Linked DNA regions of Mus musculus: all the other regions are linked to region 2. The links are chromatin loops, found by intact Hi-C in ENCODE. Cell type or tissue: left cerebral cortex. All regions are shown on one strand. Region 1 holds the start of Gm35167 (a long non-coding RNA gene). Region 2 holds the start of Ubr5 (ubiquitin protein ligase E3 component n-recognin 5). Region 3 has its middle 26 kb from the start of Odf1. Region 4 overlaps Ubr5 (ubiquitin protein ligase E3 component n-recognin 5).

The links. Hi-C counts contacts between places; a loop is a spot of excess contacts. Peaks named below come from ENCODE experiments on the same cell type or tissue, not always from the same donor. Only the 100,000 strongest peaks of a DNase experiment are listed, where the experiment ranks them.
Region 1: a loop joins it to region 2, with 4 times the contacts of the local background. A loop is called at or near these places in 7 of 42 quality-filtered maps.
Region 3: a loop joins it to region 2, with 7 times the contacts of the local background. A loop is called at or near these places in 14 of 42 quality-filtered maps.
Region 4: it touches region 2 in a loop (2.2-fold over the local background); 5 of 42 quality-filtered maps call a loop at or near these places.

The regions. Positions count from the first base shown.
Region 1 is chr15:38,194,323-38,202,322 of GRCm38, reverse strand. Gm35167 (a long non-coding RNA gene) reads left to right here and starts at 2,642. Exons shown (of 3, transcript XR_383954.2): 1 at 2,642-2,839. In left cerebral cortex, no CTCF peak of the experiment used is centred here; DNase peaks (open chromatin) are centred at 3,085, 3,424, 4,154, 4,770 and 4 more places; H3K4me3 peaks cover 1,551 bases; H3K27ac peaks cover 2,212 bases.
Region 2 is chr15:38,074,402-38,082,401 of GRCm38, reverse strand. Ubr5 (ubiquitin protein ligase E3 component n-recognin 5) reads left to right here and starts at 3,548. Exons shown (of 59, transcript NM_001112721.2): 1 at 3,548-4,038. The coding sequence starts at 3,977. In left cerebral cortex, a CTCF peak has its summit at 4,119 (motif pointing left); DNase peaks (open chromatin) are centred at 4,098, 4,653, 4,936, 5,258 and 1 more place; H3K4me3 peaks cover 2,919 bases; H3K27ac peaks cover 2,094 bases.
Region 3 is chr15:38,241,397-38,249,396 of GRCm38, reverse strand. It overlaps the pseudogene Gm8705. Among named protein-coding and RNA genes, the nearest start is that of Odf1, 26 kb to the right of the region's middle. In left cerebral cortex, CTCF peaks have their summits at 1,371 and 2,098 (motif pointing left); DNase peaks (open chromatin) are centred at 1,391, 2,110, 3,601 and 4,309; H3K4me3 peaks cover 365 bases; H3K27ac peaks cover 741 bases.
Region 4 is chr15:38,009,373-38,017,372 of GRCm38, reverse strand. It overlaps Ubr5 (ubiquitin protein ligase E3 component n-recognin 5), which reads left to right. Exons shown (of 59, transcript NM_001112721.2): 21 at 2,225-2,435; 22 at 3,805-3,931; 23 at 7,596-7,747. It overlaps Gm49085 (a long non-coding RNA gene), which reads right to left. Exons shown (of 2, transcript XR_003951596.1): 2 at 4,573-5,758. Among named protein-coding and RNA genes, the nearest start is that of Gm22353, 45 kb to the left of the region's middle. In left cerebral cortex, no CTCF peak of the experiment used is centred here; DNase peaks (open chromatin) are centred at 2,281 and 4,983.

The DNA of each region.
Region 1 (8,000 bases), 120 kb before region 2:
GCTGCTCCCATTTCTTCACTCATGCAAATGAGCTATTTCCCAGCAACCCTTGCTTTCATTTCTATTATTTACCTATCACACTGTAATCTACTTAGGCAAATATGTGTTAATTTCATATCTATCACAGGTTTCACATCCTAGAGCAGTTTTAAGTTTTTGAAATTTGTATCTGAGCATCCTGGTTCCTCAGGAACAAATTTGAATGATTAATTGGATATATTCCACTCCACTCTACCTCAAGGGGTAAGTGTTACCACACTCTAGCCGTGTTGTGTGCGCACTCTTTCTCCCTGTGGTATCTAGCTGTGTCTTGTTGTGTCCGCCCCCCCTTTCTTTCTGGCTGCAGCTGGCTCAGCACTCAGCTCCCTGCATTCTGAGGCAGCAGGCAGCATCTCCATTTCCTTTTCTCTGAACTCCATCTTCGCTGCGTTACCAGGGGCAGAATTCACAAACACCCTTTCTCCCTCTTTCAGTTCTGTTGTTTGTTCTCATCCAAGCCTTCTATGTGGCTCTTGTCAGGCTGCTCTCACTACAGAGCCTGGGTTGCCTTGGACCTCGGAAGCAACCCTCCTCCTTCTGCATCACAAGTGCAGGGCTCATAGGTGTGTGTCCTCATGTCTACCTTCACTGCCATAAGCTCTTAGCTCCTGCTCCTTCTGCATACCCTGCTTGCTAAGGAGTTGGCCATAACAGTGCCCCTGGGGCAGAGCTCTCCTCACAGCAAACCTAGAGAGAGGGTTTGGGAGCGCTCAGCCCATGGTACCACAGTGACACACAGATGACTGTCTGCAGGATGATCTTCTGGGAGTATGGAACTATCCAGAGTTGTGAGGGAGCAGAGGCACCAGAGTCAAACAATGCCACCTCAAACTGTGGTCATGAACCTGTCAAGGTGGGGCTGGTGGGGACTGTTTAGAGAGCTGGAGGCCTCAACACTCACACAAAGGAAGAAGACAGAGAAGAAAGAAAGAAAAGGGACAGGAGGGAAGGAAGAAGAAGAGAGGAAATCTACCACACAAGGAGTATCCATCCCAAAGAAACCAAAACCAGTACAAACCTGGGCTGTTTCTTTTCCTCTCTGATTGCACACCTGAGTATTCACCTAACCAAACACAAAAACATCTCTGTAAGAGTAGGCACCTCTCCTACTCTCTAAAGCTCTTTCTCACTTCTCCTTAATAGACCTACGTTCTCTCTGCTTAGGAGAATAAAAAAAGAAAAAAGAAATCTGCTTTAAAAATCTTTTCCAATGGAGCTGGACCTGGTGGTGGACATCTGTAATTTAGAAGCATGGGGATTATTATGAGTTCGAGGCTAGCCTGAATTACAGCTTCTGCTCAGGTGAGACTCCATCCACCCTGCCCCCAAATATAAGAGATAGCAGCCTATGAAATTAGGATCAAGAAGTTGCCAGTGCTAAATAGAGGACAGGTGTTGCACGGCCTCTCCTTAGAGCGAATCTTTGAGCTCTCATTGGTAAGGATATCCTATGGGTACAGCTGGTTGACCTCACCGGGGTCAGGTCCCGCCTGCTGACATGGAAGTCTCCTTTTGCTTCACAACATTTCTCTGTGAAATTATTTCTAATAACACCATGACCTAACAAGTACTCTCAGCTCACAGCAGTTCCCAAGTGCCAAGCCTGGCACCAGATTTCAGAGTGCAGCTTCCAAGCCATTTAACAATAGTGCAGGTATCCATATTTTTAATTGGCTCCCGGGAGGCTGATAGGCTCAGCCCAGCCCAGGTCTCCCTTGAGCTGGCATTTGGAATCTACTGAAGGGGAAAAAAGATTTAAAAATAGAATAAAAAAAGAACCACCAGCAAACGTGACAGACTCTTTCTCTGTAGTTTCTAAGAGTCTGAACACAGCAGGGGGTGAGACTAAGAGACCCGAGGGGTCTGCTCTACTCTGGGGCTGGCTACAAAATGTCGGGGCTTTTGCACGCCCTCCCTCCAGCCCACACAATATGGAGTCTTACTGACTTTCCTAACTATCCAGGGACAGGAAGGCTGGCTCTGTGGTACTGGAAGGGATGAGATGATTAGCTGCTTTGTGAAAAGCTTAATTGCACCTCATTTTCTACTTTGTCATTTCCAAACAAAGCAGTCTTCCAGGTAGATAAGCTCAGCTGCCCCTAATCAAAGGTGAAACACCACCATTCCCTAAGTGACTCAGGGTGACACCCTAACTGCTGATCTGTAGATGCCTCCCGTGTCTGTGGCCCCCGAACTACAGGGAACAAATGAATCGATAAGGGAGCTTGTTAAGTAGCCAGAGTTCCGAGTATCTGCCAGCTCCCCGCCCGCCCCTCCCCCCCGCGCTCCCCCTCACCCCCTCTCTCTATCCCCCATCTCTCTCTCCCCCCACCCACCCCGCCGCCATCCCCAAGCCAGGCTCTTGCAGGCTCAGCGGGTATTAGGGTGGGGTCTAAGTATCCCTTCATCTAACAAGCTTCCTGGGTGAATTTACCTCAGGGCACTAGTTTTATTTAAGTGCAAAAGCGGTTCTATGCAATGTCTATCCTCCTTCTGGGTATGATCCTCCCAGAAGGGATTCCCTTGGAGGTACAATGAATCAGCTTTTTCCTTACCTCTTGGTAAAAAATAGATACTATGTCTCAGAAACCAACTATGCATGTCAGCAGAGGAAAATAATAGTGTTGGGGCTATCTGGTTAGACATACTTCCTCTCAGAAAACCCCGGATGTGGTGAGTGGCCCCAGGACATCATCCCAAGCAGGTGGGCTGTTCTCATAAAGGGAAGAGCCCCCCAGCTGTAACAGCTGGATGGAACATTCCCCTACCGAGACAATTCCAGCAGTTTCTTTTTGTGAAGGTAATCACCAAATTAAATGTTTTAATTACTAAAATCGCATATGCATTTCTTTTGAGAATAGAACGTCATCAGAACCCACTCCCCCAGAGGGCTAAGCTGCTGGCTTCCAGGGAAGGGATGTCAGGAGGAGTCCATTTTAATTTCATTATAAAATCGGCTTAAGAAATAAAGGCGCAGGACTGCCGCGAGTTCCCAGCCAGCTGTGATTTAATGAGAGCAATTCAAAGCTTGGAGCCTGCTAGCCACATCCATATTAATATGTCTCTGGTAGAAAAAAATAATGACAGAGAACGTGCCGAACTGCTCTTCTGATTTGCAATGCTTTTAAAATAACTGATGAAATGGCTACCATGGATGAACCTCAAGTCCAGACAGTCCATGGCTCCCTGCCTGTCACTCGGGTCCCTGCTAGGAAGAAGCAGTTGACCAGCAAGTCCCCTGTAGGAGCTTGGTCAGTGGCTTTGGAAGCTGAAGTACAGCTGGGTTTATTCTTGTTGGCAGCCAGATCCCTCCCCCACGGCCGGAGCCAGGAGGAGCCTCTCCTCCGGTACTTTATCTTGAGCTCTTTGTTGCATAATCACTGGAGTCATTATGCTCATAATAGTCTGTGATTTCCATTTTCCAAGTCATGAACACAAGACAATAAGAAAAAAAAATGTCTTGTTCTGAACATTTTGAGGTCCTAAAAATAAAAGGTGCTGGGTAAGCCTGCAGTGTGGCGGAGGCGGAGTACCGGAGGCAGAGGCGGGGGTAAACAAAGGGAAGCAGAGGAGGACCTTTGTTGGTTGCTTTGATGGTCAGTGAGCAATGAGCCAAACCTGTGGTACCACTCGGGAGAGGCAAGGTTCCTGGAGAGCAAAGGGGCGCTCTCTCAAGGTGAAGGCCATTGCACTATTTTGAGCTTAAGCGCTGCTGAGTGAGTGAGGGTCTCTCTCTCTCTCTCTCTCTCTCTCTCTCTCTCTCTCTCTCTCTCTCTCTCTCTCTCTCTCTCTCTCTCTCTCTCTCCCCCCCCTCCCCTCTCCCCTCTGTGTGTCTGCGCGTGCTGGGAGACTGTAGTGTCTTGCAGCAGGGACTTTACCATCACTTCCTTGATAGCCATGGGCTTCAGCTCTTTTAAATGGAAACAGAGTGGAAATACTAAAATCTATTAAACATTGTCTGGGAGTTAACTGAGAAAGCTGGAGCCCATGCCTAGACTGGGGTCCTAATGTGTAGGGCTGGGGGGCAGGCGATTGCCATCTTTGACACAGGGCTCCCTAGTGTGGTTTCCAGATCATTCCTCAATTGACCATGGTATTCATCACAAAACCCAAGGACTGTAACAGTCTGACCAGGGGGAGAAACATTTCACTCCTGTTTTCCTGTGATGACGATAGTTAAGGCTGAGTGAGCCACGTGACCCACGGAGACTGGACTGTCACCATACCCAACCACTGATTGGCTGGTTCTTACCTAGCTACAGGACAGGGAGGACCAACAGGGGTGGCAGTGACGCAGACAAGTCCCACCTTTCAGAACCGTTGGAGTCCTCGGGGGATCTAATCTTTGTCTGCTGACCTCACCAGGCCATTAGGCCTGTTTCCGCTCTGTGAAGCAAACAGTAACAAGTGTCCTACAATGTGTCTGCTATGTCTGGGGCCCACCTCAGGGATTACAAACACCACATGCCAGAACAGGAAAGAGGAGAGAGATGTCTCATCTACAGCCAGTAAGGACTGAAACGGGGCTATTTTCCCAAACGCTGCTCTCACTGAAGAGGAGAAGCTTGAAGGGTCCATTCAGAGTAACGTAAAAGAGCATGCATAGGCACGAGGGGCACAGTTCTGGGCATGCGCAGTTTCAGGCGTACATCTTTGAGCATGCTCATTTTGAGGTCATAGGTCAAAAGGAAAGTACAGGGGCGGAGGGTGGGGGAAGACACGTATTTTAGATATGTGTAATTCGGTATTATAATGAGCCAACTTTACTCTAACCAGACTAAAACGATATGAGTCAGAGTATCTTAGTAATGTTGACTAGCTCATTATAAGTTCCTCCAAAGAGTTTCAGCTGAAAAAGAAATAACGAAGGTACAGTGAACTGCCTTTCAGAGGGCGGGACGCTTCCTACACTGTGAAGTGGAGGCTTGCAAGCTCCTAAGGGCACCTGCTTCCCTTATTAGCTAACAAATTCACACTACTACAGCAGCTGTTTCCTGGGTTCTCCTGCAGCTAAGTGCAGGGACTGAAACGATGCAAACCCCGCGTCCTAGTCAGGGTTTCAATTACTGTCATAATACACCATGACCAAACTAATTTGCGGAGGAAAGGGCGAATTTCTGCTTTTACATCTCAAGGCACACTCCATCACTGAAGGTAGGCAGGATCCTGGAGGAGGGAGAACTGGGTACCTGCTTGCTCCTTGTGGTTTGCTCAACCCACTTCCTAATAGCACAGCAGGGCCATCACCTCGGTTCTGGTACTACCCCAGGAGGGTGCCCTTTCCTATCAGTTAGCAATCAAGAAAATCCTCCACAGACTTGTCTATAAGCATTATAATGGAACCTCCCCCTTTATTTTTCATGTGCATTCTCTGTGAAAATGTCAGGTGACCTAGAACTGAAGTTACAAACAGTTGTGAGCTGCCATGTGGGTGCTGGGAATTGAACCTGGGTTCTCTGAAAGAGCAGTTAGTGTTCTTAACTACTGAGCTGTCTCTCTAGCCCTGACATTTCTGAATTGAAGTTTTTCTACCCAGATAATTCTAGCTTCTGTCAAGTTGAAAAATAAACAAACAAACAAATAAACAAAAAACAAAAGCAAAATATAAGTCTCACCACACCCCAGAGGGTCCTTTGGCTCGGCTGAGGCAGCACCACTTCAAGGCCACTCAGACTTAGATGGTAGCTCAATGCTATCTCTCTGGGTTAAATTGTGCTCCCACAAAAGATATGTTGAAATTCATACCGGTGAAATTCCAAATGTGATCTATTCGTAAGCAGGGTCTCTGATACAGGCAAATCTAGTTATAAGACCATCCAAAGGGACTGTCACCCATTCTGTTTGGTGTCCTTTTTAAAGAGGGAAAATTGGAGTCAACTCAACTGGTAAAGGTGCCTGCCATCAAGCCACAATCTGAGCTCAGTTCCCAGAGTCCACATGGTAGAAGGAGAACCAATTCCTGAAAGTTGTTCTCTGACCAGTCCAAGCCTGCTAGGGCATGTGGATGCCTACATATACATATACATATACATACACATACACATACACATACACATACACATACACATACATATATATTACATACATACAAACATATACACACAAAATACATACACATATGCATAAATGTAATTTTAAAAATAAAAGTAAGGAGGGCTGGAGATGGCTCAGTGGTTAAGAGCGCTGACTGCTCTCACAGAGGTCCTGAGTTCAATTCCCAGCAACCATATGGTGGCTCACAACCATCTGCAATGAGATCCAATGCCTTCTTCCGGTGTGTCTGAAGACAGCTACAGTGTATTCATATAAATAAAATAAATACATCTTAAAAAATAAAATAAACGTACTTAAGAGCACTCGCTACTTTTACCAAGGACCCAGATTCAGTTCCCAGAGCCCACGTGGTAGCTCACAACGACCTGTAACTACAGTTCCAGGGGATCTGCTGACTTCTGGTCTTCCTGGGCACCAGGCACACACATGCTTGCAAACATACAGCAAACATACACATAAAATAAAAATAACCTTCTTAAAAAATAAAATTAAAGAGGGGAAAGTTTGTGAAGAGAAGGAAGCTGCCGATGAAGACGGAAGGCTGTGTGGACACAGAGTTGGGACTGGGAGATGCAGCTCATGGGGCCAGCTGCAGCAGCCTCTTGCATAGACTCACCGGTTACCATTGTGGTGGCTTGAATAAGTATGCCCCCATAGACTCATGTGTTTGAATGCTTGGCTCATAGGGACTCTTAGAAGTTGTGGCCTTATTAAAGTGAGTGTGGCCTTGTTGGAAGAAGTAAGTCACTGTGGGGGTGGGCTTTGAAGTCTCCTATGCTCAAGCTACGCCTTCAGATCAAGATGCAGAACTCTCAGCTGCTTCTCTAGCACTATGTCTTCTGGCATGCTGCCGTGTTTTCTGTCATGATGATCATGAACTAAATTAAACCTCTGAACCTGTAAGTCAGCCCCAGTTAAATGTCGTCCTTTATAAGAGCTGCCATGGTCATGGTGTCTCTTCACAGCAATGAAATCTTAACCTAGACAAAGACCAAAATCCCAGATCCAATCCTGAGTGTTAGCATGCTTTCCTTTGAACCCACTAGCATGATGAGGTCTCCACACAGAGGGACTTCTAACACAAGGGCAGGCACATTCTGAGCAAAGTGGCATGTGGCCCATGATAGTGAAAGTCTTCTCCCTTTCCAGGAAACCTTGTAGGTAAATGGGCCTGGGAGAGAGACCTAACCTGCTGCCCCTCTTTTCTGTAATAAACCAGCTCTAGAGTTTTTGTTTGTTTGTTTCTTTTGGGGGAGGCATTTTAAAAATATTTTATTATATTTTGTGTATGAATGTTTGTCTGTGCACCATTTGCATGCAGTGCCCACAGAGGCCAAAGGAAGGCGACTAATTTCAGATGGTTGTGAGCCATCTCTCCAGCCCAGGAGGAGTCATCCTCTGAGAGCTAGATTGCTTATAAAACACCTTTGAAAAGTTCTCAACTGCCAGGTGTGGAGGTGCGCGCCTTTAATCCCAGCACTTGGGAGGCAGAGGCAGGCGGATCTCTGAGTTCGAGGCCAGCCTGGTCTACAAAGTGAGTTCCAGGACAGCCAGAGCTACACAGAGAAACCCTGTCTCGAAAAAACCAAAAAAAAAAAAAAAAAAAAAAAAAAAAATATATATATATATATATATATATATATATAGTAATGTAAATATCTGCATTTTCCAATAGTCTTAGTTAACCCTGTGTAAAGGTCACGTGACCTGCACAGGGGTCACGACCCACAGGTTGAGAACCACTTCAGTGCTTTGCCCACTTTGCTGAAGCAGAGCTGAGGAATGGCCACTGAGAGCTGACCTTGACAGAACTGCTCAGTTCTGCACAGCTCTCGCCCACTGCTCGCTCCGGTCCCTCCTCTATTTAAGCCTAATGCTCGCCTCAGTATACCAAAGATGGATGTGGA
Region 2 (8,000 bases):
CTTGACAGGTATCTCAAGATACTGGGATCTCCAATCTCTTGGGGTCTTTAACACAATCCAGGTTTTACCTTCATACTTTCATGCAATGGCAGTGGTGTGGTTTGGATAAAAACGGCTCCCATGGGCTTGTATATTTGGATGCTTAGTCACCAGGGAGTGAAACTCTTTGAAATGGCCTCTCTGGGACTCTAGGTAGGGATACCAGAGATGCTCACCTGGCCTCAGTGGCTTTCCTTAGCCACAGAGGGAGATTCCACAACCCTTTTCTTGTATTCTTAACTCTAAATCACAACCACATGGACAAGGCTGCCAAGTTCTGCTGCTTGATGGGGCTGGAACTTGGCCCGAGTTACATTTGTATTAGCTTCTCTGTTGTTGATGGTTTCCTTTACTGCTCAAGGTTCCCTTTAATTCCTTTTTACAAGTTGGAATCTTACTTGGGTGGGGTATGAGGCCATTATTCCTTCATTCCATTTAGCATCAAGCTTTCCTTTAAAGCCTTTTATCCCTTAAGCCCTGGCCTTAGGCTCTATTGCACTTCCTGGTTCTCCTTTTTCTCCTCAAACTGCACATTTTGTTATTTCCCCTTGTCCAGCCTTTATCATTACATACATTCATAAGAGTGGTAACAGCACAGCCAATACTAGGCAGTATTGAAATCTCTCTGCCAACTTCACTAGTCCAAAACTCTTCAATTTAGCTTCAGGAAGATTTTATGGACTAGAGCATAACATTCTTCACCAAAATATCACAATTATGATCTATAGGCCACATGCTAATAGTATTCCTCTCTAAAACTTCTTGATCTGGGCCCCCACAGTTCAAGTCATCCTCAGCACTGCCTTTCATGTTGCTACTAGAGTGGCCCATTATGCCCTGTTAAAACATCCAACCATTTTTCTAGTCCGAAGTTCCAAAGTCCACATTCTACCAACAAGCAGCATGGTCAGGCAATACCCCATTGCTGGTACCAACTTCTGTCATTGTCTCTGTTCTTCTTCTGTGAAGAGACACCATGACCAAGGCCACTCTTATAAAAGACAGCATTTGGTCAGAAGATTGCTTACAGTTTCAGAGGTTTAGACCATTATCATCATGGCAGAGAACATGGAAGCACAAATATAGACATGGTGCTGTAGAAGTAGCCAAGAGTTCAATATTCTGATCTTCAGGAACATGAGGGTGGGGAGGAAGAGGAAGAGGAGAGGTGAGGCAAAGGAGAAGGATTAGGAAGAGAAGGAGAAGAGGAGGAAGAGGAAAAAGAGGAAGAGGAGGAGAAAGAAGAGGAAGAGGACAAAGGGTGGGGTACCCCCCCCCCCCGAAAAAGGGTTTCTCTGGATAGCTCTGTCTGTCCTTTAACTCACTCTGTAGACCATGCTGGCCTCAAACTCAGAAATTCACCTGCCTCTGCTTCCCAAGTGCTGGGATTAAAGTGTGTGCCACCACTGCCTGGCCGGGGTGGGGCATTTTTATTCAAACCACCACACTGCCACCCCCCAACCTTATTTCTTCATGTAATATATGATTACTACTACATGCTTTGAGTGAGGAGAGAGTCTGAACTTTAGGTACAAAAAACTAGGAGTGGATAAATGAGGCTGGACACATAATGGAAAGGAAGGTGGAGAAGGGAGGTTTGGAAGAAAAAAACATGGCAAAGCGGAGGGGCCCGGTGTGAGCCCTGGTCAAGAGCATCTGAAGCCGACATGCTCAGAGCATCCTTGAGGCTCTCTCTGCCTATGACTTTTCTTAGTTCTCTTGGCTGGAACCATTCCCTCTTTTAACTGCACTCTCGTTGCGTTTATCATGCCTATCTTTTTGGATTGGTTTTACATACTTCTAAATTATTAACTACTAGATGGGAGCTATTATATTGTGAACGGACTCAGAGTCACAACTGCTTTTTGTCTGAGCCTCAGCACTAAGGTGTTTGGGCTCTGGAATCCTTATGCAACAAGGACTTTTTTCCACCTCTCCTAGACAGGGTTTCTCTGTGTGTATTCCTAGCTTTCCTGAACTCACTGTGTAGACCAGGCTGGCTTGGAACAGAAAGATCTCTGCCTACCTCCCTGGAGCATTGAGATTAAAGGTGTGGATCACCACTGCCGGGCTAGCCAGGACATCCTTTGCCTTAGAGTGAGGTGTACTGTACTTGGAGCCATTGGCAGTATAAAGCAGTGCACACAATATGTTAAAAATCTTTCATTATGTGTATGAACTGCTGTGTGCCTGACACATCTTTTTGCTTGACATACAGTATTTAGACCCAGTGTATAACAAAATGCTGTAACTGGGTAAATAATTAAGGCCACTTGGTTAAGTAGCAGAATCAGGACTGAAATTCTACTTTGTCTGACTCTAGAACCAGCAGTGTCCATCACACGGACTTGAGGGGAAAAAAAAATCAAAGTAGCAATTACAGGATGGTTGGTAGTCATGGGATGCAGCGCTTTCAGTGGCTTAACTCACTATTAATTGACTGACACAAGGTCTTACTGTGTAGTTCTAACTGGCCTGGAACTCTTAGATCAGGCTGGCCCACAACTTAAGATGTCTGTCTGCCTCTGTCTTCTGAGTGCTGGGACAAAGGTGTGCATCATTGACCAGCCTTGAACACTTTGTAGTTTATCTAGGTGAAAACTGGAGCTGATGGCCAACTAAAAATTATTCCTTATCTGTCTCATGGTGTACCCAGTAAATCTTGATATCTAATTTTTCATGTATTCTCAAAAGAACTTCCTAAACTAAAGAAGAGAAGAAAACTGCTCTGCTGTGCAATCATTAATGTTGTATACCCGATTTAACGAACGACTGTTACAGACTGGAGAAGAGGCTTCATGCTTTCAGCGGAATTCGATATTTCGAAAGGATCACAGAAAACTTTAAGAGGGAAACTGTACCGGTTCGGGAGTGAGGGTACGCGGAGGAGGAAGAATTTCATAAGTTGTAGTTCTGATACCCCAGGTCACAAGAAATCTCCCTACAACAGATGCATATCATCTTTCATTAAAGTATACACACACACAACCACCCCCATATAAAAACCACACGAATAACTAAAAAGTGGAAATTTCCACGTTGCACGATGGTAGTGCTGATGAAAGCTGCTACACAGTCACTTCCAAGATCCTACTATCAGGTTTTGATAAGGCTCTTACGTAACTGCCTGCCGTAGGAAGCGGAGCATCTCTGGTTCCTCGGGGTACATTTCTCTTAAGTATAAATGCGGCTGGAGGACGAGAAACAACAACAAGCCATTCGCATATGCACAACCATTAGGGATCCGGGAGGAAAAGAAACCCGGCGCGCGTGCCCTTTCGCCCGGCTTCCCGAGCACGTGCTCTCTGGAACACGCCGCCCCGCCCCGGGGGGCCGGGCTCGCGGCCCAGCGCGCCAATAGGCGAGCACCTTACAGCACCGTGGCCCGACAACGTTAAGCGGCCCAATCGCTGGGGCCCGGCCGCCCGTTTCCCGGAGCCCCGCCCCGCGCGCAGAGCCCCGCCCCCGCGGCCCCGCCCTCCGCCCCTCCCCCGCCGATCGGCGCCCAGGCTGCGAGACGGAGAAACTGGGGCAGAAGTGAAGATGGCGGCGGCGGCGCTGGCGGCGGCGGTTCGTCGCCAGTGACGCGCGCTGCGGGCTGCTGTCCCTCCCCGCTCCCCGCGTCCGCCGCGTCCGCCCCGGCACCTCTCCACCCGCCGCTCGCCGCGCTCCGGGCTGCCCTCGTCCGTGCGCGCCGTGGCCGGCCGAGCGGGCGGCGCGTTGATCCGCCCTCCCGCCCGCCGCGCCGGGCCGCCGGGCCGCGGACACACGCTCGGCGGGGAGGCGGCGGTCCCTGCGCGCTCGCGGCCCTCCGTTTGGGGACCGGGAGGAGGAGGCGGTGGCGGCGGCCGTGGGATCCGGGGACGGGAAGGGGATCGGGGGGCCGGACGACAGCGGGAGCGGCTCGTTCCCGGGAGCGGGGCGCGCAGGCGGTACCATGACGTCCATCCATTTCGTGGTCCACCCGCTGCCGGGCACCGAGGACCAGCTCAATGACAGGTAATGGGGCGGGGGAGGGGCACCTCCCTCCTTTTTCCCCTCCCCCACGGCCGCGCCGGGGGCCCTACCGCCCCCTGTAGGCCCGGTGTGGGCCAAACTTGGGAGCCTCGGGCCGCGGGGCGGGGGCCGGCGCGGTGTGGACGCGGCTGCGGTGTAGACGGCCCGGCGCGCTGCCCCCTCCCCCTCCCGCGAGGAGCCTCGTTGAACTCGGCGGAGCCGGGGGCTCCCGGCCCAGGCCCGAGGAATCCATATTAGTCAAAGTTGAATTGAGACAGACAATGCGGATGGGGGATGGTGGAGGTGGAAAAGAGAGGGAAGAGGAGCGGCGGGTTCGGGGGCTCCCGCGAGTCGTGTCCCGGGGGCTGGGTTTCCCCGGGGAGGCGGGGTGGGGGTGGGGGAGAGATTCCCGGCAGACCGCGGGTTGGGAGGGGGAGGAGGGAGGGAGCGCCATGATTATTGTTATTATTATTAGATTTGAGCCCCTGCAGTGAGGTTGACTGCCCCGGGAGGGGAATGAAGTCAGGCGGGGGTTGGGGAAGTGGATTGGATTCCCTTTGCTCTCCTTCCTTCGCCTTGGTACTGCCAAACTGCTCCTGGGCCCCTGCGGTGAGAGCCTTTTTGTTTCCTTTTTTATTCTAATGATAGTGTTTTCTGGAGTTGTAATTTGACAGCTGAAAACCGTGAGTGGAGTGTCAAAGGAAAATTCTTCGGTTTGCAGTTCGCAGTGCTGCTTAACGCGCTGTGAATTTCTGGGTTGGGTTTGTTACGGGCAGAGGAGGAATTTTGATTTAAAATATTTGAAAAATCTCTTAAGGCTGTTTTGATTTGGATTTTTTTCCCCTTCGCTCTGCCACTGTGTCTTACCACTTTAGGATATTGAATTGAGTTGCAGGGCCACATGCTCACTGGGACCTAAGATAAAGCAGGAAAAAAAGTCCCTGTACTGTTGCAAAACAGACTCGGAGGTTGAGGGAGGCCTCCATTAAAGCATGTCTTGAGATCTAGGACTCACATCTAATGATGGGCCAAATGTTTACAGGTCGGAAAGTGGATCGTTTTAAGCTTCCTTCTCCCCGCATACGTCGCTGCTGGCCCATATTTCTTTTGCGTGTGGAAGGCCATCAAGTTTAGATTCAAGGTGTAATTTTTGCTAAGTGACCGGGTGACTTACGTTGTGTGACGCCCAGTTTGTCATGCTCTTCCCGGAGAGAGGAAGAGACCTAGCTTGGCCTCTAATGTGTGAGTGTTACCTTTACCTTGGTCTGGCAGCTTTTAGATCCTGGGCTGGCAGTCTAGTTTCTGGCTTGGGGTGGGGATTTGTCTAATCTTTACTGTAGCCTATTGTTTAAATACATGTTTGTAAAACTCAAAATGCCTGTTGAAAAGATCAACTACGAGCCGGGCGTGGTGGCGCACGCCTTTAATCCCAGCACTCGGGAGGCAGAGGCAGGCGGATTTCTGAGTTCGAGGCCAGCCTGGTCTACAAAGTGAGCTCCAGGACAGCCAGGGCTATACAGAGAAACCCTGTCTCGAAAAACCAAAAAAAAAAAAAAAAAATCAACTACTTGGAGTTGTCTTATAGTTAACAATTTTTTAATTTAAACATTTTGTTATAGGATCCTTACTCTGACTTACTTTCATTAGAGATGCTTACAACTTCAACAGAAGGCTTGGGGGGGGGGTGTAAATCTTAGAATCAGATTAGTGGGGAGGAAAGCTCTACTGCCATTTAGAGAAGTGTGTTGGTCATGTTTGAGTCATTTTGCTTGTAACTTTGAAATTTGCACCAGAGAAGTAGGGCATGCTTTTTGTGGTGGTCCTAACTTTATGTACCAAGAATTTTAGTGTATTTATTGAGAGTGCATGCCAAGATCTTAGTCTTTGTGCTACCAATCTTCTATTTATTATTTACTTATGTAGGCAGAATCCTGGCTGGCCTAGAATTCACTACGTATCTGTAGGATAATGACCTTGCACTTCCTACCCTACTGCCTCTACCTCCCCAGTTCAGTGATTACAGGCCTGAGCCACCACACCCAGTTTACCTGGGGAATAGAATCCAGGGCTTCCTGCTTCCAGACAGATACTTTACTAACTGTCCTATATCTCCTGTGTGTGTTGGACCTTTTGAATCACTTCTTAGTTTTTTGTTTTTGTTTTTTGAGACAGGGTTTCTCTGTAGTCCTGGCTGCCCTGGAACTCACTCTGTAGACCAGGCTGGCCTCGAGCACAGAAATCCGCCTGCCTCTGCCTCCCAAGTGCTGGGATCAAAGGCGGGCCCCACCACTGCCTCACTTAGTGTTTTTTTGTTTTTAAACTTCAGGTGTTTGAGAAATTTACACACAGGATCTTTTTAAAAATCTGTTATTTTCCGAGTCTCAGCTTTTCCTAAAGCCCATGTACTGTATTAAGAATATTTAGGTACTTGCTTGTGACTTTGTTGTCGGAGTGCACACTTTGTGTGTGTGTATCTGTGTCTGTCTATCTAGATAAGTAGACGGGCAGACAGTGTCTCTGTTGCCCAGGCTGGGTTGATTGACAATCTTCTTGCCTTAGCCTCCTGGTTGCTGGGATTATGGACGTGTGCAGCAACGCTTGGGCTGAGTCCTTAGTTTGTTTTTATTTTATGTGTATATGTGAGTGCCTGCATGTATCCATCAGTACCATGTGTGCAGCTGGTGTAGGAGGAGGTCAGAATAGGGTGTCAGATCCCCGGATTGGAGATTGAATACTGTGAGCTGCTGGATACGGGTGATGAAATGGACCCACAACCTCAGCAAAAGCAGCAAGTGTTGTTAACTGCTGCGCCATCTTTTTAGGCCCCTGGCACGAGTGTTTTATGAAGTAAGGGAAAAGACAAGTGACTTTCACTTAAAATATGATTGTTAAGGTGGTAGATAAGTAAAACTAGGGAAGTGCATTAGGTAAGACCGGAGACCTGTTACTGTGATGCTTAGCTGTAGAGTTCATGGCCTGAGGTAGTTGGTTTGTGGCAGAAGAGTCCATTTTTATTTAAATGTTGCTTCTGGAAATGGAATTTGGACCCCCATGGTTCGTAGGTAGTACTTTACCTACAGAGCCATTCCCCAGCCTCCCAGTGAATTTGTGTTAGTTCCTGTTGAAGCCCAAGGACTAAAGGGAAATCTGGAAGTACCGCCTTGGAGAACGCCTGAGAAGTGAGAAGTTGTAGGTCATTCTCCTCACAGTGAGCTGAAGGGATTTACAGAATGGAACCAGAGATGGACTGTGAGCTACAGTTGAAACATGCACGGTGGGTGGGGTACCGCCGCCTGGACCCTTTCCCACTTGGTTTGGTTGGACTACAGGCACCTCAGCCTTAGCACGCACACCTGTCCCAGAAGTGCAGTGTTTTTACTCATTGCTAGAAATTTATTTGCTAATTACATATTCTGTGTAATATATAACAAACCAGTTCTATTTAACATTTTCAAAGCCATTTAAAAATATGTGTGTATGTGAGTGCGCCACACAGCACAGTGGTGGAGTGAGGTCAGAGGAACACCTGCCCTTACAGTTTGGGTTCTGGGAATCTTGTCAGGCAAGGATCTTTACCCAGTGAACCATCTTATCTGGTTCACCAAAAAATATTTTTAAATGCTTATGATGTGTGTGTAAGAGTGAGCGCCACAGGATGTGTGTGGAGGCTCACAGGACTCTGTTCTCCATTTCTGCTGTGGGTTCCAGGGAACAAACTGAGGTCATTAGGAGATCATACGCTTGCTGAACCTGGGCACCAGGACCCCAACAAGATTTTATACAGTCCATATGTATATGTGGCATGTACTTTCTTTGTGGTGAGTTGATTTCACCTTTAAAGAGCAAAATTATTGGAAGTGTATTCAGTCAGCAGACTTTGGTATTCTGGAGTTTGACAGCTTATGCCCAACACCTTTTTTTTTTCTTGGTCTGAGAATTGACTTTCTTAACCTCTCCCTAGTGCT
Region 3 (8,000 bases), 170 kb before region 2:
TCTTAGCTCTCCAGGCATGACCTCAAAACTCTCAGTGGACATAATAAAAAGGTGAGAAGAGAAGGCTTACTGGAGGACGGATAATGAGTGTGTATCTGATTAGGTGTGGTTTGATGCCTACCTACAAGATAAAATTATACACAGTACTGATTTGCATCTTATCTAAGGCAGTAGCCTTTCCCATGTGCCATGCCAGAGTTACAAAGGCCTCCCATTCAGTGTCTTTCTAGAATTGTACCGCTCGGTGCTGCAAACAACAGATACACATGCACTTCTAAATAAGAAAGAGACAATTAAATAAAAACAAATTTCTTCCTTCCTTCCTTCCTTCTTTCTGTTCTTCTTTTCTTCCAAGATAAGGTCTTCCTATGTAGCCAAGATTGACCTCTGGCTCACCTTGTAAACTTAGCTGGCCTTGAACTTATGATCCTCATGTCTCAGTGTCTTACGTGCCGTCACTTAGCTGCAGTAGTCAACAATAGCAAAAAGTAGGCACTGGAAAGTCTCCAGAGCTGGGAGAGGTTTATGGTCACCGCATACGGCAACTACGTTGGATGGCACAGACTGGGGTGGCTTCATAGGAATGGTCCTGATTGACGTGTCTGAATGCTTGACAATAAACGAGGGGTACTGTTAGGAGGTGTGGCCTTGTTGGCAGAAGTGTGTCTCTGTGGAGGCAGGCTTTGAGGTCATATATACTCAAGCTACATCCAGTGTGGGCCACAATGCCCTTTTGATACCTGTGGATCAAGATGTAGAACTCTCGGCTCTTCCCAAGCATCATACCTGCCTGGACGCTGCCGTGCTGCCCACCAAGACGATAAGGAACTAAATCTCTGAAACTGTAAACCAGCCCCAAACACATTTTTCTTTGGAAGAGTTGCCTTGGTCATGGTGTCTCTTCACAGCAGTAAGACCCTAAGACACAGATTGTTTCTGTCACTGTAACAAATTCCATTTCATGGTGGCCTTCAAAATAAGCATGGTGGCTCACACATCTAATATGAATACTCTGGAGGCTGAGGCAGGAGAATCACTGGGAGTTCCTAGCTTACTTGGACTACAAAGAACAAAACAAAAGCAACCAAGCAAAATACACTAACTACAGTTGTTGTAGCCGTTTCCATGAGAAGTATGTAGGGGGTGGCCTGTGGAAGGATTTAGATAGCTGGGGACAATATTCCTTCTGCTCTCAACGGGACCCATCCCTCTCTTGCACAGTGACCTCCTTCCCTAACCAAGGCCTCCTGGGTTCTTTCTTGAACCAGAGGTTGGGGTGCAGATAACCTGCCTGCTGTCTGTCCCCGGGTGTTGCAGCACACCTCCCGTTCGCCAGCGTGGTGCCTGGCCCGAAGGAGACCTGGGCTCACCGCTAGGGGGTGATGGAGCCCTCCTTTAAATTCTAAATAAAGCCAGAGAGGCTGAGAGCTCCCAGGTCTCTCTTTGCTCCATCCCCCACAGCGTCAAAAACAACACAAGAAACATTCAAGAAGGAAAGCAAACCATGCAGACAGCATTGCCTCTCCAGATAGCAGGGTTTGCACCCATTTCCAGGTAGGGTGAACCAAAAAACCAAAAAAATCAAAGCAGAACTCCCACCGCAAAGGTGAGAAATGGCGCCTCTGTTATAGTCTGTTCTGCATTACTCTGCATTAAAATACTCCTCTAATAATGGGCCCGCTATTCTCTAGGAGGCATTTGACAAAACAAAACAAAAACCTGCGGCCTTTTCTAACTCCACTTGACAGTCTCTTTTTTATTGTATTTGTCACATGCTTTAAGGTCTAAATTAAGAAATAGAAATGCAGTCACGGGGGCTGGTGAGATGGCTCAGTGGGTAGGAGCACCCGACTGCTCCTCCAAAGGTCCAGAGTTCAAATCCCAGCAACCACATGGTGGCTCACAACCACCCGTAACGAGATCTGACCCCCTCTTCTGGAGTGTCTGAAGACAGCTACAGTGTACTTACATATAATAAATAAATAAATAAATCTAAAAAAAAAAAAAAAAAAAAAGAAATGCAGTCACTGGCTTACTTCTTGACAATTAGCATGGCTTCCTGCTCTCGGAAGCCCTCTGCGTTCCCGCACAGTGGTGCCCCCTAGTGGCGGAGCCACTGCCTGCGCTATGACAGCTCCTTTACCCCTTTGGCAATGCTTTATCGGAATCAAAAATGTCCCCATTTTCCTTGGATCTCTCAGATCTTTCCGTTCACTGCTCGATGCATTCGGTTTATCTCGTCTTCAAAAACTAAAATATTCCGTGTGTCTTCATATCGAGCCAGGAATGGTGGTGGTTCATTTAAAAAAAATCAAAAAACAAAACAAACAAAAAAACTCGCCGGGCCGTGCTGGCGCACCCTTTTAATCCCAGCACTTGGGAGGCAGAGGCAGGCGGATTTCTGAGTTCGAGGCCAGCCTGGTCTACAGAGTGAGTTCCAGGACAGCCAGGACTACACAGAGAAACCCTGTCTCGAAAAAAATAAAATAAAATAAAATAAAAAAACAAAAAACTCTTCCTGTCTCTATGAGGGCCTGCCTGGACACAGGCAATCCGAGTCCTGTCTTACCTTTCCCCTCGCACCTCTCTGTCTTATACCACACTCTGCTTCTATGTGCAGGGAGAAGGTGATGATGGGTGATAGGTGGGCAGAAAAGGCCTTGCTTGAATCCTATGGTTCTGGCTTGCTTGGCAGACACACTACCTAACCCCTCTGGCCCCTGGTAGAAAGGAGGCACTCTCAGGCACTCTTGCCTGTTGGAAATGGGGCTGTTTGAAAGCAGCGCCATTCTCCTACAGTGCAGGCCCTCAGAGCATTCCCTGAAAGCTTCCTTGGCCTGCTGATGTGCTGACAAGGGAGTGTTTCAGATTGCCACTAGCCACTTCTACCAGAGTCCTCCTTGCATGAGGGCTATGGGCAGACGTGGTTCCTTGGTCTTTCAGCCACATGTGTGTCACCGCTCCAGCTTGAAACAAACAAACAAACAAAAAACAACAACAATGTCCTGGGGAATTCAGGTCCTTTTGCTTGAGTGGCAAATGCTTCATTGACTATGCCCCACCCTCTCAGAGTTTTACCAAGTTCTCTTCTGCTAGTCCCCCGCTTTATCCTAGGCTGTTGCTTACAGTCTTAGTTTTGTGTGATTATGAAATGAATTATACCTCACCCCATCTCACATATTCAAATCCAAACTCCTAATATTTCAAAATATAACTGGTTTTGAAGATAAGCTCTACCCCCACCCCACCCCTGCTCTTTGAGACAAGATCTCATGTAGCCCAGGTTGTCCTGGAATTCCCTGCCAAGCTGAGCCTGGCCTTGAATTATTTATTATTTTTTATTTAAAAAGTGTTTATTATTTTATGTATGTGGATGTTTTGCCTGCATACATTTCTGTGTAGCACCTATGTGTAATGGTCTGGGAGGCCAGAAGAAGGCACGAGATAACCTGGGACCAGAATTACAGAAAAGTAATTCATGTACTTTTAGCCTCTGCTTCTGTCCCAGACTCCCTCCCAAAACTAATGTCAAGTTGTCTTGTGGACTGCGGTCATCTAGAAATCCTCCTGAAGAGAATCTACTCCCAAGCTCACTCTGTGGCTGTCATTGGTGGCCCCTACTGATGGGTGGGTAGAGGTGATGTCAATTCCTCACCATTGAGTGTCTCCATGGGGCAATTCTTGGTGGGGTGGCTGACTTCACAGTGAGCAAGGAACGGATGGGCTCAGTGGAACACAGCCTTTAAAATTTTTATTCCTTATTTATTTTATGAGATGAGTATGGACTTGTGCATGCTGGGAAAATACTACCGAGCTACAGAACCAACCACAGCCCAATCTTCTTATAACCCAGCCATGACATTTGGGGTATTCCATTCAGTAGAGGCAAATCAAGAGGCTCAGCCTACACACGAGGGGAGGGAACTGCACACACACACCCATGCCCGTTCGTGCACACACAACTTTTAGACAACTCTGATCCCTGGGTGCTGGCCAGAGGGGCTCCCCAGCAGAGCAGTCTAGCATCCTTCTTAGGGGCTCCTTAGCTTGCTTAGCGCTAAGCTTAGTTTTGACATCTTCAATCAAAACAGAGGATTAAGAAGGAGCCTGTAACATTCCATTGCACTAGCAAGAGAGAAGAAAGAGTGTGGGCTCACAGCTTGACAGATTTGGCAGGGAAAAGATAACAGGATGTCTCAATGGCTCTGTTTTCCAGTGAACCAGGAATTGTGGTTGCTAGCTAGAATTGAGTCATCGAGGGTGTGGCAAAGATTGCAAACTGAAACACAAAGCCACATTTCCTGGGGTTCCTTTTCCAGTTTATAGAGTGGCCCGGCCAGGAACTACATTTCCCAGAATTCCTCAAACCTGGGGCACCACGTGAGTAGTTCTTGCCAATAGGGTAGGGGAGAAGCAAACCAAGGCATTTCCTAGGCAGGGAGCCTAGCAAGAGGCTTCTCTTTCTGAGCATAAAGCATTTCGAGACTCCAGGAAGGAGTCACAAGATTAAAAGGCACCTGGACCACAGAAAGACAACAATTAGGAAGACCTGCTCTGGGTTTGTGCATGAGCAAGGAACACGAATTATTTCTCAAGCCACTGAAAATATAGTTTGATGACGGCAACAGGTAGGGGTTACCATAACAATCCGACCTCATGGGCTCGAAACTTGACAAATAGCACACGACTGTCAATGAGTGGACACAGGGCAGCTGGTAGTGGGCCCGGCCTGAAGAGTCTCCCTGACCTTGGCAGGACACTGGATGGTGGTGACCCATTATATAGTTCCATTGCCCGGGTTGGGCAGAGCTGCCTAACTGTGACCCCAGAATCTTAATACGACCCCAAGAGAAAGGTACCCTGAAAATGGCTGAAATCGTTCTTACTGCCACACTCTCACAACTGGGTTTGAAATAAATGACTGTGGCTCGGTAGGAATGCCGACAGCAGCATTTATTTGTACTTGTTGAAGATTACGCTAGTCTCCAACTCTCCACCCTGACAAGTCAATAGGATGTTAGTCTCAGAATTAAGGGTGCTGCGAGTTTCTTCCTGCTGTGAACATCGGGGGTGGGGGTGGGGTGGGGGTGGGGGTGGGGTGGGGGTGGGGGGGACTGGCCTCTGCCTCCCGGCCACCTCCCTCACTCCATGGCCCTGAAGCAGTAATCTGCGATCCTGCCTCAGCCCAAGAAACCCATACTGGCTGCTGCCCCGAAGCTGAAGGACAAGTCGGCCTCTCCCGGCCTGCCAAAAGGAGAAAAGGAACAGCAAGAAGCAACTGAACGTATTGATGAAGTACAAAATAAAATAGACAGACTTAATGAACAAGCCAGCGAGGGAATGTTGAAAGTAGAACAAAAATATAACAAACTCCGCCAACCATTTTTTCAGAAGAGGTCAGAATGGATCTCCAAAATCTCAAATTTTTGGTAACAACATTCGTCAACCATCCACAAGTGTCTGCACCGCTTGGGGAGGAGGACGAGGAGGAGGACGAGGAGGAGGACGAGGAGGAGGACGAGGAGGAGGACGAGGAGGAGGACGAGGAGGAGGACGAGGAGGCTCTGCATTATTTGACCAGAGTTGAAGTGACAGAATTTGAAGACATTAAATCAGGTTACAGAATAGATTTTTATTTTGATGAAAATCCTTACTCTGAAAACAAGGTTCTCTCCAAAGAATTTCATCTGAATGACTTTGTCCGTCTTCAAAGTCCACCGAAATCAAATGGCAATCTGGAAAGGATTTGACAAAGCGCTCAAGTCGAATGCAGCGTAAGGCCAGCAGGAAGAGGCAGCACGAAGAGCCAGAGAGCTGCTTTACCTGGTTTACTGACCATCCTGACGCAGGTGCTGACGAGCTAGCAGAGGTCATCAAAGATGACATTTGGCCAAATCCCTTGCAGGACTATTTGGTTCCTAATAGGGATGATGAAGAAGGAGAGGCAGGTGATGATGATGAGAGGAAGGGTTGGAAGATATCGATGAAGGAGTTGAGGATGAAGGTGAAGATGATGAGGGTGAAGGGGAGGAGAGGATGACTAGCACTGATGGACTCCAACCTTCCTTTTTCTTTTTATTTATTTTTAAAATTTTCTCCAGTCCCTAGGAGCAAGTTACAGCTCTTTTCTCCCTGCCCCTCTATGGTCAGTCACCCTGTTTTTGAGGTCTCAACATCATGATTCTCAACTAATTTTGGGGAAAATATCTTGAGCAAAATACAACAGGAGAAGAATCTAAAAAAAAAAAAAAAAAAAAAAAAGAGTGCAGCCTCCTGTCCTCTATGTCTTATGTTTCAAATGCAAGCAGGCCTGACTTGTGATCAGGACAGACGGGCAGACCGACCACCTGAAGGAGCCAACACGGTTCTTCACTCTGCTTTATTTTAGGTCAATGCTAAGAATCTGTCCAGTTCCTGACTACTTGGGAAACCTACCACTTTAGGACAAACACACACACACACACACACATACACACACACACACCCCTCCTGCCCAGTCTGAGCATTGGTCAGAGAGCATCCCACATCTTTTGGAATAACAAAGGATGGTAAAGCAACCTTGGTAAACAGCTTCTACTCTAGCAGCATAAGGCTCTTTTGGAACAAAGGGTGAGAGCAAGTGACCTGTTCCAGGGGTAATAAACAGCCGTGTGGGTAGCAAAGACCAGCAAGCCTGTTTGGTTACTGTTACCTGTGAAGATCTTGCCACGCAATGAAGTTTATTCTCTATCTTCCTCATGCCTTGACCTCATCACACAGAAACTGAGAGGAGTTTAGTCCAACTTTCTGAAGAGTGCTAGAGAAACTGTAACACCTGTCCTGTTTACTCTCCACCCCACCCCCAACTCCACCCCCACTTACTTCTTATCCTCTCACCAGATAAGAGATGTCTCTAGTTTCCAGACAGTTGGCAGAGCTGAGAGTTATAGCATCTACACCACCCCACCGCACCCCCACCCCCACTGGCTGACACTTTTACACTGAGGCCACATGCAGAGTTATGGAGGTGACAGAGGATGAGGAACTTCCTGACAGATACGGGTCCTGCCCAGCATCCTCACTCAGCCTTGCCTGCCTCCCAGGCTCCACTCTGAATGCCCTGCTCATGCATGTCACACCTGCATCTAGGTCTGATCTGCTCTCTATTCCATGTCTCCTAAAAGTAACATAAATGATAGCTAACTGCTTGCTCCCTGTATGTAAACACCAGATAAGAAATGTTTCTTTTTTTTGTACAATTTATTTTGGCCGGTCGTAAACACATCAGTGTAACCAATGATAACGTCCATGATCTTTCTTCCTCCACTTCCAAAGTTCTGTGGTTCCGGCTTGAGCTGCCACACCTGGTTTATGCTATGCTGGGGTTGAACTCTGAGCAGGTTAGGGAAACTCTACCAACTGAGCTACACCCTGACCTTGTTATAAGAATATCTTAGGAAATGATAACTCAGCCAGGCGGTGGTGGAGCACACACCTTTATTCACAGCACTCGAGAGGCAGAGGCAGGTGGATCTCTGTGAGTTCAAGACCAGCCTGGTCTTGAATATCAGGTAATAGAGGACTACAACGAGAAATGCTGTCTCCAAAACCCAACTCAACCCAACCCAACCCAAAAAGAAAACCCAACAAAAACAAAATAACAATGAACTCTTATGGGGTATGGTACCACCATGCCCAGGTGAGAAGGTTGGTTAATATCTGTCAGTGATAGGCCTGAGGCACTGGCTCTCAGCCTTGATGTGTCACCTTCTGAGGATTTAAAAACATCTGAGTTCCCAACCTGAGTGATGCATGTTTTTGGCTGGAGAGTTGGCTCAGTTGTTAAGAGCACTGGCTGTTCTTGCAGAGGACCCAGGTTCAGTTCCCAGTACCCACATGGGGGGTCGTAACCATAATACCAGGTAACCAGACACCCTCTTCTGACCTCTGCAGGCACCAGGCACGAATGTGGTTTGTATACACATAATTAGGCAAAACACTTATACACATAGAGAAACACA
Region 4 (8,000 bases), 65 kb after region 2:
CATTCAAAATTATCTCTATCTGTGCGTGTGCGTGTGTGTGTGTGTACATGTGTATAAGCTTGCACATGTGTACATGTATGCCAAGGTACACATTTAGAGGTCAGCACGCAGCTTTGTAGAGTTGTTTCTCTTTTTACTTGGGTTCTGGGGATGGAGCCAGAGTTGTCAGGATTCCACAACAGAACACTTCTCTCTGCTGGGCTATCTTGACAGCCAAAGGTTTGCAAGAATGAAGCTGCTATTTTTGGAGCATCTAAAGAAGTTTAGGAGGTAGAGTTAGCATAGGTTCTTTGCTTTTAGACATGTGACCTTGAGGATGTTTATCATATATCTACAAGGGCAATGGGAAATAAACAAGAAAATCAGAAATCTGAAGACTGAGAGAGACAACCAAGTTGAGTGATTTAAATGTGACATGGGTAGAGCTGCGGATTTTTTTTTAATCCCCTGTGCCCTTTGCTATAGGGTGAGTCTTGCAGCATAGCTAAGCATGACACTGACAGTGCCAGTCGGGGTTAGGTCAGAGGATGGTTATGAGCTTTCTGTAGAGTTTGGTGCCAGCCAAGTGACTAGTGTGCTGTATATCCTGGTACACAAAGCAAGGAAACACAAGTGTTACCCATGTACCATGAGGAGTATGCTGTGTACACAGAAGGAAAGGAAACCACGTGCTGCCCACATACTGGGTTTTTGGTTTCTGCAAAGGGTTTGTCTTTCGCCTCAGTTTGCCCAGAGTGAAAACGGCTTTCTCACATGTGCCAGATCCTTTAAGATTTACTGTCCCGTTTGGACAGTGAGCCCTCTAGGGCCCCTTCTTCCCCATAAGTCTAGGCAAGGGAGACTTTATTTAGGCAGGTTTCTGGCAAGGTTCAGTGCCCTTTTCTTCGTGCCTTTGTATTTTCATACATACCTGTTTGTACAAAAAATGAGTTTGCTTTTTAGAATAAAACAAGTGCTTTATAATCTATTAAGGGTTCCATAATTTTAGTTTTCATTTCTATACTATTTTTTGTTTGTTCAAAAGATTTGATTTTATATGTATATAAATATTTGCAAACATGTGTTTGTGCAGCATGTGTGTTGGTGCCGGAGGAAGCCAGAGTAGTGTCAGATCCCTTGGGACTACGAATTACAGAAGGCTATGGGCTCTGGGAACTCATTCTGGGTTCTTTGCAAAAATATCATCTATTTTTAATTGATGAGCCATCTTTCCAGTAATCAAACTACTTCTTTTTGTTGTGAGACAGCTAATGATATTTTCTATGTATACCTTACAGCATCGTTAATGTCTTTTGTAGATCTGTCATTGACTTTGGAATTTACACCCATCATGATTCCTAGAGAGTCAAAAGTTTTGTATTTCATGTATCACAATAGAATGTATCTTTTTTCCCACATTTTTTTATTAGATATTTTCTTCATTTACATTTCAAATGCTATCCCAGAAGTCCCCTAGGTCCCCCTCCCCCCTTGCTCCACTACACACCCACTCCCACTTCTTGGCCCTGGCGTTCCCCTGTACTGGAGCATATAAAGTTTGCAAGACCAAGGGGCCTCTCTTCCCAATGATGGCCCACTAGGCCAACATAATGTAACTTTTTATAAATCTTTGTTATTGTGCATACCCATGATTGTGGTGTGGTTATAGAGGTATGTATGGAAGCCAGATCACAGCTTGTGGGAGTTAATTTTCCTCACCATGTGGGTTTTGGGGATTGATCTCAGGTGGTCTGGCTTGGTAGCAAGTACTTTACCCCTGAACCTTCTCGTGGGCCCTGAAATGTAACTCTTAAAACAACGAGGTGCTGAAAAATCAGTCTGGAATAAAATATACATCCTTTGCTTAATTGGCTGACAGTATTGCTAGAGTTGTAATTTGAAAGCTGGAGTGCACCCCAGGGCGTCACCAGGCACGGTTGTGTATCACATGCAGGCATTCTCGTTCAGCTACTCAGCGTGTTGACTGCTTTTCTACTGGCTACAGGTTGAGGTGGTTTGGAATACTGAAGGCATTTCCCTCGTGTTCTTTACTTTGTTCTCGCTTGCATACTCTCTTCACAGAGTATAGATGAGTTCATTTGCCAGGCCACTTATGATCAATTTCTATTTCCTTGAAGATACCATTATATTATAGTGGCCATGAGGCAGTTCTCATGTATGTAATTTTTGACATATTTGGTGTTTAGTTTCATTGAAGTGTTTGCCCTCTTTTGCCCGAGAACAGAAGCAAACCTTAATGCAGCACATTCTCAGATGTGACTACGAGGCCTGCCGACAGTATCTCGTGAATCTGGAGCAAGCCGTGGTTTTAGAGCAGAACCTGCAGATGTTACAGACGTTCATCAGCCACAGATGTGATGGGAACCGGAACATTTTACATGCTTGTGTATCAGTTTGCTTTCCAACCAGCAATAAGGAAACTAAAGAAGAAGAGGGTAAGATTCGGAACCATAACAAAGCCTTTGCAAGAACTCTAGGAAAAGAAGACTCTTGTAGAGAAAGAACTTGTATCCTTTTTACTTTATGTGGTCTTGGAAGGTCTGACTTTTATTATGTGGTAAAAATATTTCTAAGGGTTAGATGTGGAAGCAGATAATAAGTTTGATCTGTGTTGATCCTAAATGTACTTCACTAATTTTATAAGTACAAATAACTTTAAAAACCTTCATATTTTACATTACATGTACGTGTGTATGTCTGTGGGTGGTTATGTGTACATTGGTGAGTGCTAGGTGTCGGAGAAGTCCCGATTGATCCCTGGATGGAGCTGGACTTTAGAGCAGGCAGCTGTGAGCCACATTGTGTTGAGAACCTTACTTTAGTCCCCTGGAAGAGTAGTGTGTATTCTTAATTGCTGGGCCATCTCTCCACCCCCTTAAACCTTTATTTTTAATCTACATGTCTGTCTGTCTATCTGACATGTGTGCCAGTTCTAGGGAGGCCAGGAGCTTTGGATCTCCTCGGAGGGAGCTGTAGTTGAACGTGAGCAGTGAGTGCTCGGTTTTTGGTTTTTGTTTGTTTTGAGGCCAGGTTTCTCTTTGTGGCTCTTGAGACTCAAGGCTGGTCTTGAACCCATAAATATTCACCTGCCTTTGCCTCCTGAGTAATGGGATTAAAGGCTTGTGCTACCACTGTCCTGTGATATGGAAAGTGCTCTTAATAGCTGTGAGCTGCCTGTCTATCCGGCCACTTCCCACCTGTAATCCCCAATGAATTTACAGTAGGAATGTGGTATTTTAAGCCTCCTAGATCAAGTTTTTGTTCTGTTGCTTGGAATTTAGAAGGCTAAAAAATGTTACTGGAAAATAAGAGTATGTGGGGTTTCTTGTTATTGTTGTTTTTGCCATGGATTTTTTTATTAGTTAAATGAAGGAAGACCCTAAAGTACAACTTGGTAATTATTTTGAATTCTGCTGATGCTACTGTGGACACTGCATTTTGAAATGCGACTGTGGGTTTCATTTTTAATGTCATCAAAATCACTAGGGTTTGTTTATAAGTAGCTTATAAACTGAGACTGATATACTAATGATTGAATCTTTTTATTTTTACTTAATAGTAAAAGTTACTTAATAAAAAAAATTTAAGTCCACTAAAGTTTATGTTTAAATGTTGTTGAAATAAGGCAGAGTAAAGAAACTGAGTGAACGACCTGGTTTAGTCTCTCACATCCTTGATGATGTTAAGAGCATGGTTACTTTGTTACTTGAAGCGCTAGCACACACGACTTAGTATTTCCTGGCCAGTATGTGTACTGTCAGTTGTTTCCAAAGGTTAAATCTAAATTTCTTTCTTATGTTTCAGAAGCTGAGCGCTCAGAAAGAAATACATTTGCTGAAAGGCTTTCTGCTGTGGAGGCCATTGCAAATGCAATATCAGTTGTTTCAAGTAACGGCCCAGGTAATCGGGCTGGATCATCAAATAGTCGAAGGTAATATGATTTTTACAAGGAAACTTTAATTGGAGGAAAAAAGTCCAAGTACAGAAAGCAGTGTGTGTCTTACTGTCATGTGCATGAATTGATGGGTTCTCTTTTGTTTTGTTTTTGGCTCCTTCCAATAACACTGGGACAATGCCTGACTAATTAGAGTTCAGCTCTGAACACTAGGATCTCTCACACTTGATAAGCAGGATCATTTGAAAACACAGCTCAGACTTCATCTTTTCTGAAATTACCATTCTTCCTAGGTAGTTGTTTTCTTTAGGTCCATTCCTCAGATGTCTTAATGGCCGGGGAAGAAATGAAAGGCTGGTGTGTATTTTGAATGCTTGATTTTAAAATTTTCTATGTTTTCTGAGCTGTTGGATGGATGGTCCTTTATATAAGCTATTTAATAACTTATTTAAAATTGTTAGGTACTTGGCTACGTGATAAATAAAGAGTTCAGTAGTTTTCTGTAGGAAAAACAAATTTATTTGTGATATTTAAGTCAGAGTTGTTGGTTATTGACAAGTGGTTGGTGAAGCACTGATGCCTGGGTGGTCCTGTGACAGGTGGCAAGCTGCTTCAGATCAAGTTCTATTTGCCTCCTTTCTGCTGAACCTCATCTTCCCCTTTCAAAGTGCTGTTGGTTTTTTTTTTTTTCTTCTTAAATTGGCATTAGGAAGGCTACCAGGTTGATAGGTTCCTGAGCTCAAAAAGATCCAAAAGGAACACTTAAAAAAATCCTGTGGATGATCAAATTATAATTTTAAATAGTACAGAAACTTTATGTATACTACACAGAATGGAAATTATTATCAGCTTATTTATTTAGAAATGCATTAAGCAAAGTGTTGACTTCAAAATGGAAAACAACTTAAATTCTTCATGAAGAAATTAGTCTGAATTATTTCAGGTATTTCACTTCCTCAGGGAAATTGCAGGTGTCAATCACTTTGGACTCTGGTATGGTTGGTTCAGTGCCAATACTGCCATCTTTTTTCATATAAGGATTATTTTGAAGGCAAAGACTAAAAGGAGCTTCAAGCGTGGGCGAAGAGTTGCTCACAGAGATAAGTTTGCAGAGTAAGCTCCTTTGAGGGATTTGCCGAAGATTCCACTGCAGTGCTCTTACCCAGTGCAAACTCAGGGCTGCCGGCTGAACCGATGGCAGCACAGGAGGCTATTCATCCTCGCCGGGCAGTAGGAAGTGCACAGACTGCTTCACTGACGTGAGACCCTCCACTAGCCTACAATGGATTTTCTAGGCGATGCCCCTGATGAGTATGCAGGCTGGGATTCCTGAGCTGTGAGCTCAGAGCTGATGCAGTTTCACTGTGGAAAGGAATACTGTAATGACTTCTGATGATGCTATCATGTGACTCAATAGCTCCTGAGTTCAAAGGGCAGATTTAGTGGAAAGCTTGGTTGATGCATCTGATTGCAGGTGTGTATACTCTAGCGATTGTTAATCTGGAAGACACATGACCTTCACTTTTTTGTCACAGTGGTATATTTGAACATGACTGGATTCTAAGGCTTCTGTAGCATGGACATAACGTGCTTACAAAGAGGAAATTACACCATCCTTGAATTCTTCCATATTGTCAGAAAACACGATGACTCCGGGCAAGCCTTTGTGAAGAAATGTCAAAACCCTGAATCTTGGCAGCCAAGGTGGCCTCGCCTCAGTGCTGTCCTCAGTGGCTGAGGATCCAGGTGAATCCATGAATTGTGTACAGCGTCTTGAAGATGAATTTTCTTTTTCTTTTTGTTTTTTTATTTTTTAAGAATCTGTATGAGGAGCTGGGCAATATACTTAAATGTTCCCAAGACCTAATGAAGAAAAAGGTTAAGGACAATTTAAAAACATGACAAAGAATGACCCCCTCATTAATATTGAATTGACTACATCACAACAACAAAGCTGGGAGTTTGCAAGTTCAAGATGAGACTGTGCTCTCAGTTTCCTTCCTTCCTTTTTAATGTACTCTAAGCTAGCAGTTGGAGAATACCCCACACGTGTTTTCTTTGGCCTATGTAGTGTTAATTTTTTTAAGATCTGAATGCCTTTAGATGACCATGTATATATACCTCTAGTTTGCCACTGCCTGTGTTACCTCACGCCTGACTTGCCTTTACAGTCACTTCCTGTATATTTCCTACCCAGTAGGCATCTCACTGTGTACTTGGAATGAGCATGCTCCTTGAAGCCCCAGGCCCACGTCTATTCTCAGGTTCTTACTGCATTTTCCCCATCTTCACAGTGTACAGTCACTGGGGGATTCTGTCAGGGGGAAGAAAGAAAGCGGCTTTTTTTTCTCTGGAGTGATGACTTTGAGAAGTGACGTTGACTGAAATAGTCATGGCACTCTGTTCTCTTCTGTCTTACAAAAACTTTTAATCAAAAACTTTTAATTAAATTAAATTTCTAAATTGGTGAGGGGGGGATTGTTTAATATATATTTATAGGAGTGAATATTATAATAAGTAATATATTATTTGAGACATTAAAATTTACTTTGTGGGGTCTTTCAGTGTTTATTCAAAAAAGTATAGCACAAATAAGCTTCTACAATCTGAAATTCTGGAAGTAGCATCTTATAAAAGAATTGGACATGCCCTTTCTATCTCACAAAAGCAATACTAGGTTGATGTGGAAAAACATTTACTCAGAGATTAAATAGTTCTTACAGTTGGAGACTCAAACACTAACAATCACTTAGGGTCATTTATGTTCTCATCTCAAAGTGTCAGATCTCACACTAGAAGTCATGTCTTTGGGATTATGGCTGCATGGAAAACAGAAGTCCCTATGTGTTATCTTACCCTGACAATTGAGTTTTTATTTAGAAGCTTTAAAAAGTGTGGCTCAATGAAGGGATTTGGCTCTTTTAATTTCTATTATTCCTAAGCGTGACTGCATGGCTGTTGGAAGCTTTTATTCATGTACAATACAGGTTTTTGTGTAGGAAGGCACCAGGTCCCACAATGAAGTCGTGAGTAATCGTTTTAGTGGTGTAAACCAGCTATACAGTGTTCTTTTTACATAACAGAAGGAAAAATAACCAAATCAAGCCCCAGGTAGTAACACTTTTAGTTTAATTTCTTGAAGATGTGAATTATGCTATTGAGGCTTTTGGTTTTGTTTTGTTGTTTTTGGTTTTGGGGGACTTCTGGGTATTAAAACACTTAATGTTCTTGGTTTTAAAATTGCTCATGTGGATATTAGTTTAATTGCTTTTGAGTTACAGAAAAGGGATTTAGTAGACTAATTTCATTTTGTACTAATCAGTAGTTTTATTGATATTCGTTACTAAACTTAATTTTTAGGAAATAGGACTGAAACACTCTTCTAATGTCTAGCTGTTCATTTATCCTAAATGCACAAAAGACTATTTCTAATTCTTCTTCACTGAGACTTTTGTTTCCTTTGCTTAAGTCTTTAGGGAGCTACTGTAATGCACTGGATGCTAGACTCCCTAGCTTCATCTCTGTCCTCTACTGACTCATTCTGTGAGCTATTATAGACTTGGCATTTGCCCTTCATTCCCATGCCTGGAGTGTTTGCTTATAGACCAGTCTTGACCTTCTCAGATGAGAGCTTCTATATACATGCCTCTTGTTAGGTGAGCCACGGTAATGAGTTCCGATTTTGTCCATGTCCTTCTAGTTTGAGATTACGAGAAATGATGAGACGTTCATTGAGAGCAGCTGGTTTGGGTAGACATGAGGCTGGAGCTTCATCCAGTGACCACCAGGATCCAGTTTCACCCCCCATAGCTCCCCCTAGCTGGGTTCCTGACCCTCCTTCAATGGATCCTGGTAAGAGCTCTTTTGTTTTATTCGGTGTTTAATAAAAAGGCAAGGTTGTGAAAGGAAAAAGCTGAACATTTTGTAAAATGTTTAAAAACTTGTGAATGTAGTATGGTAAACACTACAACTGGATTAGTTGAAAAATTGGCTTACAGAGTTTGGTTTTTTTAGAACTTACTCTTGACATAATTTATTTCTGTACTTTTAAAAGGCTAGACTGCCTCTTGATTGGTAATACATCAAAATAAATGAATGATTCACA